Linked DNA regions of Homo sapiens: region 1 is linked to region 2. Evidence: read pairs that join two places in POLR2A ChIA-PET (ENCODE). Cell type or tissue: MCF 10A. All regions are shown on one strand.

Region 1 (2,500 bases), 52 kb before region 2:
AACTGAAGACAACTACAGGCATCCCTTATTTTATTGGAAGAAGGTACCACCTAGGACTTTCACAGCTAGAGAAGAGAAGTAAATGCCTGGCTCCAAAGCTTCAAAGAACAGGCAGAGCCTCCTGTTAGGGGCTAATGCAGCTTGACTTGAAGTTGAAGTCAACGCACATTGACCATTCTGAAAATCTAGAGCCTTTAAGAATGGCGCTAAATCTACTCTACCTGTGCTCTATAAATGGAACAGAGCCTGGATGACAGCACCTGTGTACAGCATGGTTTACTGAATGTTTTAAGACCACTGTTGAGACCCAGTGTTCAGAAAAAGATTACTTTCAAAATATTACTGCTCAGAGACAATGCACCTGATCACTTAAGAGTGCCGATGCAGACATATAAGGAAATTAATGTTCTTTTCATGCCTGTTAATATAACATCTGTTCTGCAGCCCAAGGATCAAGGACAAATTTTTAACTTTCGAGTCTTATTATTTAAGAAATACATTTCATATGGTTATTGCTGCCATAGATATTGATTTCTCTGACGGATCTGGGCAAAGTAAATTGAAACCCTTCTGGAAAGGATTCACTATTCTAGATGCCATTAAGAACATTCATGACTCATGGGAGGAGATCAAAATATCAACATGAATAGGAGTCTGGAAGAAGTTGATTCCAATGCTCATGGATGACTTGGAGAGGTTCCAGACTTCAGTGTAAGAAGTAACTGCAGATGTGACAGAAATAGCAAGAGACAGCAATTCCAAGAGCAATTCCACAGACCCTCTAAAGAAAGGAGACTGCTCCTGTAGGACCCAGGTGAACCCTCAAAACTGTGAGTGCCCCAACTGTGGAAGTTGGGAAAGGGAGACCCTCCTCTCCTAAACACACACCCCCACTGGAAAAGCTGAAGGTCTGTTTGTGGGAGAAGTTTCTGACTTTATCTGGAGCTGAGTCAATGTGGAGAGCCAAGTGAAATACAGGGGTAGAGGAAGCAGCAGAAAGGCCCTGGGAGCTTGCTGGGTGCCTTAGCAGGCTACTCCTGCCTGGCACCTCAGGGATCCAGCGGGAGAGGAGCAGGGGGTAAAACTACACAGGAAGAAGCAAATCTCTAGCTGAACTTAGTAACAATTTGAACAGGGTGAGAAGCCTCCTGGCCAGAACCAGGGGGAGGGTGCAAATCCAGTATGCAGACTCTACAGGCCTGGGAAAAATCCAGACCTTTTATTTCGCAACTAGGAGGCGAGTAGCCTGGGGCAGGTTTTCAAGCTGGTATTGCTCTCTGCCTGGAAACAGTCTGGGGGCTGATAAGGGACACGCAGGGAGTGAGACCAGCCCTTCGGTTTGCATGGGAGCTGGGTGAGGCCTGTGACTGCCGGCTTTCCCCCACTTCCCTGACAACCTGCATGACTCAGCAGAGGCAGCCATAATCCTCCCACGTACACAACTCCAGTGACCTGGGACTCTCACTCCCATCCGCCACAGCAGCCGCAGCAAGACCCACCCAAGGAGAGTCTGAGCTCAGACATGCCTAGCCCTGCCCCCACCTGATGGTCCTTCCCTACCCACTCTGGTAGCCGAAGACAAAAGGCATATAATCTTGGAAGTTCTAGGGCCCCGTCCACTGCCGGTTCTTCCCCGTAATACCACAGCTGATGCTGTCTGGAAAGCACCACCTCCTAGCAGGAGGCCAACCAGCACAAAAATAGAGCATTAAACCACCAAAGCTAAGAACACTCACAGAGTCCATTGTACTCCCTACCACCTCCACAGGAACAGGTGTTGGTATCCATGGCTGAGAGATCCATAGACAGTTCACATCATGGGAGTCTGTGCAGACAACCCCCAGTACCAGCCCAGAGCCAGGTAGACTTGCTGGGTGGCTAGACCCAGAAGAGAGACAACAATCACTGCAGTTCAGCTCACTGGAAGCCACATCCATAGGAAAAGGCGGAGAGTACTACATCAAGGGAACATCCTATGGGACAAAAGAATATGAACAACAGCCTTCAGTGCTAGACCTTCCTTCTGACAGAGCCTACCCAAATGAGAAGGAACCAGAAAACCAACCCTGGTAATATGACAAAACAAGGCTCTTCAACACCCCCCCAAAAATCACACTAGTTCACCAGCAATGGATCCAAACCAAGAAAAAAATCCCTGATTTACCTGAAAAAGAATTCAGGAGGATAGTTATTAAGCTAATTAGGGAGGGACCAGAGAAGGTGAAGCCCAATGCAAGGCAATACAAAATATGGTACCAGAAGTGAAGGAAGAAATGTTCAAGGAAATAGACTGCTTAAAGAAAATACAGTAAAAAATTCAGGAAAGTTTGGACACACTTTTAGAAATGCAAAGTGCTCTGGAAAGTCTCAGTAATAGAATTGAACAAGTAAAAGAAATTCAGAGCTTGAAGACAAGGTCTTCAAATTAACCCATTCCAACAAAGACAAAGAAAAAAGAATAAGAAAATATGAACAAAGCCTCCAAGAAGTCTGGGATTAT
Region 2 (2,500 bases):
CAAAAAAGCTCTCATTCTCTTTATGGCTGCACAGTATTCCATAGTGTATATGTACCACATTTTCTTTATCTAGTCTATCATTGATGGGCATTTAGGTTGATTCCATGTCTTTGCATTGTGAGTAGTATTGCAATGAACGTACATATGCATATGTCTTTATAATAGAATGATTTATATTCCTTTGGGTATATACCCAGTAATGAGATTGCTGAGTCAAATGGTATATTTGTCTTTAGGTCTTTGAGGAATCACCACACTGTCTTCCACAATGTTTGAACTAATTCACACCAACAGTGTATAAGCGTTCCTTTTTCTCCACAACCTCGCTGGCATCTGTTATTTATTGACTTTTTAGTAATAGCCATTCTGACTGGTGTGAGATGGTATCTCATTGTGGTTTTGATTTGCATTTCTCTAATGAAGATCTGTGATTATTTTAAGCCAGCTGCTTATAATGAGAACATGTGAGTTTTAAAGGAATGTTTATAAATTATATTTTATAACAACTTCGCTTGGAAGGTTTTATCTAAAAAACATCACACTCAGAGAACTCCCGTGTGATAGGCCCCAGGGACCACCGTTAAGTACTGTGATAGCTTGTGTAAAGGAAACTCTTTGGGGGATACTGGGTAAATAATGGGCTTTCATTCAATTTAACACGTGTGTATTGAGGGCTTACTATCTGCCAGGGGATATTCTCAGTGCAGGTAATAGAGCAATGGACAAAATAGGCAAAACCTCCTGTTCTCATGAGCTTACGATCTATTATGGGTAGAGAGACAACAAGCAAAATAATTGAATAAGATGAGGAAAGTGCTCTGTGCCTGTTCTGGGCAGCCTCTGCTTGCTTTGTTCCTCCCCTGGTAGGAATGTAAGCTTCTGGTGCTGAGTTAGGTTCAGGGACTAGAAGAGTCCAAAGAATGTGAGCCTCCCTTTAATGGAATTAAAAGCTTCCAGTTCTTTCTGGGCCATGATATAACCTATGACTGCAAAAGACCAGTGGTACCATACAAAGGTAGCTTCCTTGTCGATTCTAGCAAGACTTCCCTGCACAGAGCAAAGCTATAGGGAATCAAGGTAGGGGGCAAAGGGGCAAAGTCATGACAAAATGTGCTGCTTTTCATTCCAGCAGAGTTGTGCAAGTATGTACATGTGTGTGCAATCTCTTCTCCCAACAAAAGATCTACCTGCAATACTTCGCTTATTTAAAAAAATTATTCATTAGTAAAATTACTCATCCTCTGTTCTCTGACCATAAAAAAAAATAGCACCGTAATAGTTCACAGAAAGTAATAATTCAAGACATTCAAAGCAGGTGAGTATGTCATAGGCAACTACTCAGGCTCTTGCTTAAACCCTGGGTGCCCAGTAGTTTGCAGCTGTGTGGCACATCAAAAGAATTTATGATACATGGTAACTTTCTTAAAGCTTCATGGCTCAGCTGGGAATGGTGACTCATGCCTGTAATCCCAGCACTTTGGGAGGCCGTGGCAGGAGGACTGCTTGAGCCCAGGTGTTCAAAAACAGCTTAGGCAATATAGGGAGAAGCTGTTTCTACAAAAAAGTAAAAAATTAGCCAAGCATGGTGGCGTACACCTGTAACCCTAGCTTACTTGGGAGGCTGAGGTGGGAGGATCATTAGAGACTGGGAGGCAGAGGTTGCAGTGAGCTGAGATCTCACCACTGCATTCCAGCCTGGGCAACACAGCAAGACCCTGTCTCAAAAAAAGGAGGTGGGGGGGGGTCATAGTTTTATTGGAATCATAAAGAACAGAACAGGCCAGGCACGGTGGCTCACGTCTGTAATCCCAGCACTTTGGGAGGCAGAGGCGGGTGGCTCATCTGAGGTCGGGAGTTTGAGACCAGCCTGACCAACATAGAGAAACCCTGTCTCTACTAAAAATCCAAAATTAGCTGGGCTTGGTGGCACATGCCCATAATCCCAGCTACTTGGGAGACTGAGGCAGGAGAATCAGTTGGAACCGGGAGGTGGAGGTTGCGGTGAGCCGAGATCACACCATTGCACTCCAGCCTGGGCAACAAGAGCAAAACTCCGTCTCAAAAACATAAAAAATAAAAAGAACAAAATAAACACCTTCCAAGAAATAACTAAAATTAGTTTAGTCTTCCAGCGCAGTTGTAAATGCAGAATTCAACATTCCGATATTACCATCTCATTTAAAAAGTTATCCTTTTTGTGCAGTTATTACAAACAAGTCAACCAACCCCAGTTACAGCTGGCACCTATGAAGGAGCCAACCTGGAGGTTCAATAAAAACTTTAAAACAGCCCAATGCCCATCTTTCAGAAGCATGGCATGATAGTGTTGCTTCTGACTCTAAAAAATAAAAAATGTACTTTTTTAGAAACCATGTATGTCAGTATAATTGCTACTTACTTATGAGTCAAGATCACAATTAAAGTACCTACCATCAAGTGAAAGAGTATGTAATTCATCTGGTAGGAGCTAAACTATTTTTACCTGAACAATTTCTTCTAA

What was found. ChIA-PET counts read pairs that join two places held together with the same protein. Peaks named below come from ENCODE experiments on the same cell type or tissue, not always from the same donor. Only the 100,000 strongest peaks of a DNase experiment are listed, where the experiment ranks them.
Region 1: POLR2A ChIA-PET joins it to region 2 with 11 read pairs; 3 of 35 experiments call an interaction of 5 or more read pairs at or near these places.

Annotation. Positions count from the first base shown.
Region 1 is chr13:76,916,606-76,919,105 of GRCh38, forward strand. No RefSeq gene overlaps it. Among named protein-coding and RNA genes, the nearest start is that of ACOD1, 31 kb to the right of the region's middle. RefSeq lists enhancers at 580-1,251, 716-1,915. In MCF 10A, no CTCF peak of the experiment used is centred here; a DNase peak (open chromatin) is centred at 1,236.
Region 2 is chr13:76,968,783-76,971,282 of GRCh38, forward strand. The region is part of intron 1 of LOC105370269 (a long non-coding RNA gene); the gene reads right to left. Among named protein-coding and RNA genes, the nearest start is that of ACOD1, 22 kb to the left of the region's middle. In MCF 10A, no CTCF peak of the experiment used is centred here; a DNase peak (open chromatin) is centred at 1,429.